Regions from separate parts of the Mus musculus genome. Here region 2 is linked to region 1. The links are chromatin loops, found by intact Hi-C in ENCODE. Cell type or tissue: gastrocnemius. All regions are shown on one strand. Each heading gives the region's core, and the rest is flanking DNA. Links, peaks and the distances in the headings are about the cores only.

Region 1 (5,474 bases), core at 298-5,297:
TTCAAGGGCAGTCTAGAGAGCCTAGACTTGATCTTAAGATAAAAATTAAAAGCTGAAAAAAAAATTAAAAGCTGATAGTTGTGCGTTGCTAGGGCACAGGATTCCCTTTGTAGGTTCTTGGTTACATCAATAGAGAACTTAGAAATGGATTTAAGGAAAAAAAGGGATGCAAAAGCAGTTTGCTGAAATTAGATGCGATCCTGGGTGCCAGGATAAGGATGCTATCTGGAAAGAGATAGAAGAGGGGAACAGAGAGAAGTGAGGGGGTTAAGGATGAGCATGGTGGGGTACCCCTGTTGCCTGTCGTCCTTGCTCATTCAGGGAGGCGGAGGTGGGAGAACAATGAATTCAACACCATCCTCAACTACATAACAAAGCCAAGGCTAGCCTGAGCTACTGGGGACCATGTCACCAAACAAACAAACAAACAAACAAACAAACAAAGGAAAAAAGACCAGAACCAGGCTCCCAGGGAGCCTTCCTTCTGTCTGCCTTCCTTCTCAACTCCGCCTCCAGCGTGTTGTATGTGTTTGTACCACAAAGTTGCCCTTTCTTCTAGAGTCTGGGGCATGAAAGCCCCAGACTTTACTCATTCTGCCTTACAAAAGGGAAAAGATTTAACTTTAATATCCTTTGACGTAGCCTGTAGCCAGCTGGAGTTGCTCAATGTGCTCAAGCACGCAGGATGAATCGACGATAGGAAGAAATAATAACAAACTCGATTTCTTTTATGGTTGTCGGCATACCTTTTAGCTCTGTGGCCAGGCAGGAACAGCACTACTGAATGCCGTCTGTTTATCTTTCCGTATTGTTAGCTTTGGCCAGGGAACACTAGCTAGCTAACTGCACGTACTGTCTTCCACTTGCCCTTCATCTTTGTGGCCAGTTTAAGGCCTCTGTATTGATTCATCTTTAGCCCTGCAGTAGTTATGGCCAGCTTGGGGATCATCATTGCTCTTTGAGAGACCGGTGCTGGGTTATTTTAAATCTAAGTGAGATAAGGCAGTGCTTGGGAATGAGCTACACAGAGCTTGGAGTTCGTCTACGGTAGCACTTGAATCCTGCCTGCTTTCCAATGATCTTATTTTCTGCTAAAATGTCTCCCAGAGGCTTCCAGGTTTGAACATTTGGTCCCCTCATGGTGGCGCTGTTCATCCTGGTAGGGGGTTCTATGTGGAGAGTGGATGAAACCTCGAGTGAATGAGTGTTATTGGCATGAGTACAGCCACGTTACGGACCCTTCCTTTGGTCAGACGTTGATAGTATGTGAAGAGTTCCAGCCACAGCTTCCTCTTCCCAGGTGACAGCAACAAGGGACTGCTCTACAGAAACCCCACCTACTAAGAGTACCTAGTCCTTTTCCTCTTCTTCCTCCCCTCCCCTCCTCCTCCTCCTCCTCCTCTTCCTCCCTCTCATTCCACTGCATATAATAACTGGGCTGAGTTTCTGGACTGCTGATACATCTCCATACGAGTGCATGCCCAGCTCAGCATTTCTGTGTATGTGTCACCCACTTCTTCATTTCCCCATTGCCTTGGTCTGGTTGATCCCAAAGTCAGGCAGGTCTCAGCAGTTATGAAAACCTTAGGAGGTGGGCTGAGCTACAGGGAGTGGGTCACTTGGTGGGCCTTGAGGTTTACAGGCTAGCCCTACTTCTGGCTGGCCTCTGCGTCCCGATCCATCCAGATGTGAGCAAGTTGGAGTTGCTACAGGGCATACAGTAGCCCATGCTCCAAACCTAAGTGCTTCTCCTGTATGCAGCTTCTATTAGGCACTTTGCTAAAGTACTTAATCCCCCTCCCTACTCCAATGTGCTCAGCAGTGACTGTCTGTGGGTAACTGCCTCTAAGGTAGGGCCTTGGGGCATATAAAGAACAGCTCTGCCTTCCTTCTCAACTCCGCCTCCAGCGTGTTGTATTTATCTTCACCTTTTAGCGTTCGGCTGGCCTTTTAAAAAGTTGTAAAACAGGATTTTCTCTCTCCTTATTTTAAAGCCGTGTTCATTCTGATTTAATGTGCGTGGGTATTTTGCTGCCTATATGTCTGTGCACCAAATGTGTGCAGTGCCCAGAAGGGCCAGAAGAGGGCATCAGATTCCCCACTGGAACTGGAGTTCGGATCATTGCTAGCCACGAGTGCTAGGAATTGAATTTGGGTCTTCTGGGAGTGCTCTTAATGAACGAGCCATCTCTCTAGCCCCCAGGACTTTCTCTTTAGTGCTGGAGGAATCTTGCTACAAGGTTCTTCCTCACTTGGTCCAGACACAGGAGTCACCATCTGCCCTTGTAAAGGGACTCAGTGACTGTCCTATTTGTAAAGAGTGTTCTCAACTTGTTACAGATCATTCACTGTGCCATTTGTCTCAGAAAACACTGACATACCGACATACTGACATTCTCATCTCTCAAGTGGTGCCTGGGAAACAGATGGCTGCCCTTCCATGCCTTGACCAGTATCCCACCTACCAGTGGGGGTTAAATGCCAGTGAGCCCATCCTAAGCCAGAAATGCATTTACTGTACCCAGTTGTTGAACACCATGACTTATGATACTGTCAAGCGTTGGTTGTTATCTTCCGAAGCATGGAGCTGATCAGAGCCATGGCTTCCTGCTTCTGCCTAGTGTCAGGATCGAGCACCGTGCTGCATATTTTGTTATTTTGGGAAAGAACCCAAATCTAAAATCTCAAATATAGTTTCTGTTGAGTATGGACCATTTTGGCATCGTCCATCCTGATGTCCAGAAATCTGAGGGTGACTGTTGTAAGTTGAACACTCTGTGACTCACTCAGTGCTGGGCGGGTGTGGTCTTAGCCATCAGCAAATCTTTGTTGTGGGGTTCAGCAAATCTCTGTTGTGGGGTTCAGGGAGTAAAGCCCCAACCTCCAGGCTTTGCTGAATTTTAGAGCAGATGGGAAGACCAGCCACCCTCAAACAAGCTGGCATTTGTAGTGTCCATATGAAGCGATCATTGGGACAGGAAGCAGGAGGTGGAAATTCATATACTAACTCAACATTGAATGCGTGGTCAAATACACAGTGCCAGGCCATCGAACAGCAGTTCCCCGGTTTGAAAAAAAAAATGAGCGTTATAATATGTTTGTGTTATTCCAGGCATACTTGTGGTGGCCTTCATCAGCTTGGCCGTCTCTATGAATTAAACATGAAGGCTTCATAAAGGCAGGCATCGATCATGCTGTGTGGATAAACAAGAGACCTCTAAAATCAAGCAGGCTTGGTGTAAAACCCCAACTCTACCACTTAAGACTTATGTGAACCATGGAGCTTACTTAGTGTGCCTGCAGCTTAGCCACGCTCAAGACCTTGTGGATTCAAAAACCACCCACCGGATAAGTGGATAAACAAAGTTATCCTTTTGTTTACCCTTAAGCGGCTCTCAAGTACCCCGATGGTTTATTATTTGACCACTAGAGGTCAGGCTAACCCCAAGGTTCAACTCACGATAATCTGGTCTCTTGTTTCTGGTATGTTTTCCAAAGGAGCCAAGCAAAGATCTCTTCACAAACCCACTCAGGATGTCATACCCACTTCCCCAGAACACTTTTGCCCCCCTTCAGACTTTACCCCTTGACTAGGAAGATGGGGATCTGCCCGAGGGTGAACACACTGAATGATTTCATTGGAAATCAGCATAACCCAGTGTCACCCCGGTTCCTTCCCCTTTCTGCAGAAGCGGAACCAAGGACAGCTTCTGAGTATAGCTGTGTTTTGGGAACTATTATAAGACTTTCACCCATATTAACTTGAAATCTCTGTGGGGTAGTTGTTCTTCGTTTAATTTTGCAGAGGAAAAGCCAATGTAGGGACACAGTACCGATAGTCTATCAGATTCTACCTGCGATTAGCCTGGGACTGAGTTCTCGCGAGAGCTAGCTGCTGAGATACACACTTAGGATCTGGGAGATGCCAAATAAAGGCTCCCAGTCCTGCCTAGGACCTGAGATTTTTGGTCTTTAGGATGAATTTCCTCCCCCCTTTTTGGGATCTGCTATGATCCTCAGGCTGACCTAGACCATGGTCTCTTCCAGTTCCAGTGCTGGACTTATAAGTGTGAGTCATCATGTCTAACTTGGGGTGACTCTTTGGGGTTTTTTGGGCCAATGGGAGCATGCTGTCCCTCACTGCATTGCCTGTGGCTCTTGGAGGGAGGGGGTCAGACAGACCAAACTCAAATCTCCATGTTGTTGTTTGCACAGTTTTGTGGCCCAACACATACACACTTTACTCAGTCTCAGTTTCTTCCTTTTGAAAATCTAGAAACTTCCTCTTAGTCTACTCTATAACATCTATGGCTTCTGGAGTATTCTTGCTTGGTTTCTACTCTGTTTCTACTGCTAGACAGTTCTGGATTACAGTGGGTACATAAGAACTATCTCCGGGGCCTGACATTCTGTAGTGAGTGTCCTTCAAAGTGTAAGAGTCCCTCTCTCTATATTCCCATGGAAAATGAGTCTGGAAAATGCCCGAGTCAAGGTACTTTATAAGAAATGGAGGTTTGATTAGCTTATGGTTCTGGGGCCAGGGGAGTCTAAGAGTGGGCTGCTAACGTCAGCTGAGGGTCTTGTGGTCACAACATGCAGAAGCATCACACAGTGAGACAGAGTCCAAGTTTCCCCTTCTTATAAAGCTACCGGTGCCACCCTGGGGTCCCATCCTCAGGACCTTACCTAACAGTAGTCACTTCTCCAAGGCCCATTAATATATGACTTTGGGGATTAAGTTTTCTTTTCTTTCTCTCTTTCTTTCTCTCTCTCTCTCTCTCTCTCTCTCTCTCTCTTTCTTTCTTTCTTTCTTTCTTTCTTTCTTTCTCTCTTTCTCTCTCTCTTTCTCTCTCTCTCTCTCCCTCCCTCCCTCCCTCCCTCCCTTCCTTCCTTCCTTCCTTCCTTCCTTCCTTTCCCCCCTCTCTCTTTCTTTTTTATTAGATATTTTTTATATACATTTCAAATGCTATACTGAAAGTTCCCTATACCCTCCCTCTGCCCTGCTCCCCTACCCACCCACTCCCGCTTCTTGGCCCTGGCATTCCCCTGTACTGGGGCATATAAAGTTTGCAATACCAAGGGACCTCTCTTCCCAGTGATGGCTGACTAGGCCATCTTCTGCTACATATGCAGCTAGACATATGAGTTCTAGGGGTACTTGTTAGTTTCTATTGTTGTTCCACCTATAGGGTCGCAGGCCTCTTCAGCTCCTTGGGTGCTTTCTCTAGCTTCTCCATTGGGGGCCCTGTGTTCCATCTTATAGATGACTGTGAGCATCCACTTCTGTATTTGCCAGGCACTGTCTCGTATGAGGCTATGCCAGTGCCTGGGATTAAGTTTTCAACACAAGAACTTTTGGGGAACACATCCCCCTAACCATCCCCCCTTTCCTTCTTGCTCTGGGGACAATCAGGAGGTGCATGGGGTCATGGTTCACAGCTTCAAGTTCTGGATGACATAAACTGGTAGACACA
Region 2 (5,474 bases), core at 327-5,326, 450 kb after region 1:
AAAGTATCCTGAATGTCTACTTAGCCACTTGCTTTCCTGGGTTCCTTGGTTTTCTGGGTTCCTGGGTTTCACTGGTTGACTTTGGCTATAGTTTTTTCTCCAATACCCTCCTCCAGACTACCCTACCCTCAGTACATTCAACTTCTACTGTATCCCCACCTCCACCCCGTTCCATTGACTCAGAGTGGCTCTTGGCTCTGAACTGTCCCAGGGTCTTCCAAGGTTCATCACCCAAGGTGGTAAGGTGTTTCCCAGGATATACTGTCTCCTGTGAGCATCACTTAATTTTAACATAAAAACCTTTTTCTCTGGATACTATTGTGAAGCTGGGACAAGTCCCTGCTAGTGTTCTCTCTGTCTCTCTGTGTATCTTTCTGTCTCTCTCTGTTTCTATGTCTCTCTGTGTGTCTCTCTCTATGTCTCTGTGTGTATATCTCTGTCTCTATGTCTCTGTGTGTCTCTGTCTCTCTCTCCTTCCTCTTCTCTCTTCCTCCTCCTCCTCCCACTTCTCCTCTTCTTCTCCCTCTCCCTTCCTCCCTCCTTCTCTCTCTTGATGTTCTCAGTTCTCGAAGGCTAAGATGTCTGAGAGCACCCAGGGAAGTGGGCAGGGGAGTGGCTGAGGACTCAAGTCCTGGAGTCATGTCTGACTCCTGGGTCTTGTATGCTAGATGGGCCACTTGACAGCTTCGTGACTCTGAACGAGGGGCTGAACTCGCCACACCACAATCATTGTGCCTGACAACTGAGTGGTCATCCTCAGAGATGTGAGGTGAGGTGGGGATTCGGTGAGACGGTCTCCTTAAAGCACCTGATATTTAGTAAGGGCCAGGAAATGGTGGCCAAATGCACCACCAGGTCGGTGTTTGAAGCAATCGGCGTAGACTGTCTCTTTGAATGTCTCTGCTCCCTAGATCTCAGCTCTCAGGTCAGGCAGAGAGAGCACTGCAGCCAGGAACAGTCGCCTAGTGTCTCACTTTCTCAAAGACTTGGCTGCAAGGTTGTAAGCTCTCCAACTATGCCAAAAAGATCGGTGCAGAAACAAGCAAGCACTACCATTTCCTCAGGGTGTGGCTCCACCTCAGCCTTTCTCTGCTGGGCCCCCAGGGACCTGGACTTCTGGCTCAGGGGAGCACAATCAGATCAGCCAGGCTGAAGAGGGAATTAAAAGGTCACTGGACAGAAGATTTAGTTAACAGAAGAGTCAGTCAGGAAGGGCCCAAGGAGATGGGTCGGTGTGGGAGTGCTTACCATGCAAGCTTGAGTCCAGATCCCGGGCCCCCGAGTGAAACCTGGAACAGTAGAGCTCTAACCCATGGTGAGTGGGTGGGGCAGATCCTGAGAACTTGCTGGAATGTTCCAGGTTCCGTGAGAAAAGGCATCCTCCACCTAACTATTTCTCAGTCCAGGGATTTACCCAGCCTCCTGGCCAGGACTCGACCCATAGAAGACATCATTTTGCAGAAGGACGGGCTGATGTGAAGATGAGGAACCCTTTCTACCTTACAGTCCTGCAAACATTGGCTCTCCCTCTCCTCCCTCTCCCTGTTTTCCTCGTCTCTAAAATGGAGTGGATGTTAATAACTACCTCAAAAGGTTACCATACATGGGAAAAGTGCATGACCAACACCAACACCGAGCGACCTGGCGTTGTCGTCAGCAAATGCTGGAGGAGACAGAGTGAACCCACCCAGACCTAAGGCCATTCTAAAGTTGGAACCACCCCTTCGTCCCCACAGTTCCTAAGGCAGCCTGGCAGAACTGTCATGGTAGACGAGCATGCAGCAAGCATTAGCCATGGCTCCCCCCAGCCCTCTAGCCCACTCCCATCCTGCCTCCTGCAGAGAGCTTCCTGGACTGTCTCCACTGCAGTGCTCTCTTCCTATCTCTTTAATAGTCCAGGATCCCACCCCAGCCACACCACAGCACCGGGCAAAGCTGGGCACTGCATCACTAGGCTTAGCCACACCCACTCCAAACAGTTTCTGTAACAATTCTTCTCCTGGCCTCTGCCTCTGTTGTTCCCCCTGCCTGTCATGTTCTTTTCTGGAAACTGCAACAAGCTCTCTTCCAAGCTTGCCACTGTAGTCTCAGACAAATGCCACCATCTCCGCTAGTGACAGGCAGGCCACGGATCACACTCCTTTACTTCCTCACAGGCTGTCTTAGGGACATGTCTTGTTTATTTTGTGTTCATCTCTCATCATTGAGAAAAATGAAGGCGTCGTGAATGTGCCTGCAGTCTTTTGCAGGAGAGCAGGGGAGGAACACAGGAGGCACCCGGCAAATATTTGCTCGTGAGAGATCTAGCTTTCAAACCGAAGCCTGCCCCTAAAGCCCAGACTCGAAACCACAATGCTTCAGCAACCCATCCATGAGAAAAGCCAGCCAGAAGCAGGAGCCTGGCCAGCTCTTTTGGACAGATGCGAGTTCCCTGCGGGAGGTAGAGACGCGGGCTAAGGGTAGAAGGCCCTGGTGATCTGGTACCAACTCAAGCCGAGAGCTCATCCTGCATGAGGAGTCTCAAGCCAAGACACAGAAGATTCAGAACAGAGCAAGAGGGGGTCCTGGCTCAAGGGGCTCTGATCTCAAATCTTCACAACACCTGAGATGCTGTGAGGGTGGAGGAACTGGTAGGCATCCTCCATACAAGACATGGGCCCCTGTGCCCAACCCACATGGGAGCAGAGCACGGGTGCCGCCTGCCCCCTAGTGGCCAATGAGGCAAACTCTTTCTGCTTCTCTTGGGGTTCTTAACCAGCCGCAGGGTGACTGGGATTTCTGAGTGCAGAAATGTGCACAGGGATTTTGTTAAAATGTAGATATCGACTTGCAGGCTTGGAGTTGAGCCTGAGATTTCTGAAGGTCTAACCAGTTCCCTGATGTTGCAGCTGGTCTACAGAGCAGCTGGGGTGTCCAGTGGTTTCTGAAACAAAAAAACGGAACTCTGAGGCATTAGGAAGTCAGACCACAGGATTGAGAATGGAAGGTACTGTCGCGGCAGGGGTTTCTTTAAGTAAAAGAATCTGGACTAGAGGTGGGATTGGGTGGAGCTTGGTGGTGATGGAGCTGCCGGAAGAAGGCCGGCCACCAGTGTGCCTAAAATCCAAAGAACAGACCCAGCTCCTGAGATAGAGAGACAGGGAGAGGCAATAGAAACTTGAAGTTCCCAGGCAGGGCATAAGCCTGGTTCTGCCAGGCCCATGCCCACCCAGCATCCTGCTCAAAGCCACCAATGTACAGTCCCTGAGTATGTCCACTCAGTTTTGATTGCTACTCTTTGGGGAGCCATTTTATTAAAAGCTTTTGTCCTATTTAAACATTTTTCCATTTTACTGTTTGTTTGGTTTTTTTTCTCAAAAGGTATAAAAGTAAGAAGGGGTAATCGTGGTGCACACCATTAATCCCGGCACTTGGGAGCTGAGGCAGAAGGATCTCTCTTGAATTCAAGGCCAGGCTGTCTACAAAGTGCGTTTCAGGACGGCTACACAGTGGGGAGACGGCTTCTCTGGGTGAGGATGCCTTCTCTACAACCCTAAGTACCTAGGTTCAAATCCCCAGCACCCATGTAAAACGTCAGGTGTACACACCTGTAACTGCAGTCGTACAGGGTGATAGAGTCAGGAGAATTGCTGGGGCTTGCTGGCTGCCAGCCCAGCTCCAAATTTAGTAACAAATCAGACCAAGAGTGATAATGTCCTCATCTTGTCACTGTGCTTGTTCATGGATGCATACACATGTGCACACACATGCACACTATACAATATACACACACATAACACATATATATGTATATCTATATACACACACACACTCATATATATATATATATATATTTACCACACATCTATATATACATATATATCCACACACTTGCACACATACACATGTACACATACATCATTTACACATGCATGCCACAATATACACATATGCATACACATAAATGCTCACATGTATTCACGTGTACAGATGTACAGATACATCATTTACATACACATACATTACACACATACACACATGTACATACATTTACAATACTTATATATACACATACAACACACACACACACACACACACACACACACACACACACACAAATGTGATATAATCCCAGTTCTTCAGGAGATGAGGCAGGGGGATCATGAGTTCAAACTCATCCTGGATAACTTTAGCCTCTATCTCAAAATTAAGTTCTCAAAGGAAGGCTCAGGTACCCAGCATTGGTCTGGCATCACAAGGCCCTAGATTCAAGCCCCAGGACACAAAAATGTAAAATGTATCTACTGCAACCAGAGGAACAAAGAGAAGAAGAGACGATGCTCTCCCCACCTCCAGCAAGGCCTCCACTCCTGATCCCCTGTGACCCCAGTATCTGCAGCCCAGCTCATGTGCTTCCTCCCCTTTAGTCCCACACTTATGAAACACACAAACACACCTTGTACACAGGGAGTATCGGCTGCAGTTGCTTATTTAGTCGATGGGAATTCATAGCAGATACTTTTATGAAACCTAACCTTCTTACATAATGGCTATGGATGTACCTCTAGGTCCAGGGGTTCTTTTCAGAGGCAGCCAAGGAGCAAATAGTCCAGGCTACACAGACCATATGAACTCTGCCATTTGATTGAAAAAGAGAAAAGCAGCCAGAGACACCATGCAAATAAATATGAGTGTGGTATAATAACATCTCATTATAGAAACAGGCTAGATTTGGCCCCAAGTCATAATTTGCCAACTTCTACAACAGATCAATAGCTGTAGCTGGGTTGGTGTTGTTTAATTATTTAGAATTTGTATTTCTTAAGTCGTATAAGTAGAAAGAAACACAACATAATTTGAAAGTATATGGCATATAATTACATGACTTAATGAATTGTATAAACTGAGCACAACTGGATAACAATTCCTGTTCAGAAAAGGACTAGCCTATTCAAAGCCGACATTTCAGCAACTGCCTAACATCCCAAAAGACGGATATGTTCTGTTCAAGCTTATTACTCTTTCCACCACAGTCGGTAAACACGCTCATTTGGTACCTGTTCCTCTGTGTGACAGTGTTTATTTTAGTTGGACAGATTCCCAAACAGGGAATTCGAGAGCCACCACACATAGGTGCATTTTAATGAACATTGCTAGGGACTCCTCCAGAGATGGTAACAAGTCAGAGTCGGGTGGTGCTTTCCTTAGTGAAGCTCCTCGGGCAGTTAGAACAGTGCTTGTGCTGTCTTCCCTCTTAGGGTTGGGGGCCTCGGGCCATTGCCTGACCTTGGCTCTTCCCCTAAAGCTCTGGGAGGACCAGGACAAGGATTGAGCAGCTCAGCTTTCTCCAATTCCTCGAGATTTTCAACAACCAACACATCCACCTACAACTTCCGGGCTAGAAAGGAAGCATGGGCTGGCCCTGGCCTGTGCCGTGTGCAGACCGCTCTATACTACTGCAGAGGTGGGAAGACCACATGACCCAGCTTCTTTAT

The links. Hi-C counts contacts between places; a loop is a spot of excess contacts. Peaks named below come from ENCODE experiments on the same cell type or tissue, not always from the same donor. Only the 100,000 strongest peaks of a DNase experiment are listed, where the experiment ranks them.
Region 2: a loop joins it to region 1, with 6 times the contacts of the local background. A loop is called at or near these places in 38 of 42 quality-filtered maps.

The regions. Positions count from the first base shown.
Region 1 is chr7:122,918,336-122,923,809 of GRCm38, reverse strand. No RefSeq gene overlaps it. Among named protein-coding and RNA genes, the nearest start is that of Gm39082, 3.4 kb to the left of the region's middle. In gastrocnemius, for the core only: CTCF peaks have their summits at 2,070 (motif pointing right) and 3,413 (motif pointing right); DNase peaks (open chromatin) are centred at 2,081 and 3,470.
Region 2 is chr7:122,468,035-122,473,508 of GRCm38, reverse strand. All of the region lies in intron 5 of Prkcb (protein kinase C, beta), which reads right to left. Among named protein-coding and RNA genes, the nearest start is that of Gm51497, 170 kb to the right of the region's middle. In gastrocnemius, for the core only: a CTCF peak has its summit at 2,703 (motif pointing left); DNase peaks (open chromatin) are centred at 1,803, 2,429, 2,681 and 3,617; H3K27ac peaks cover 456 bases.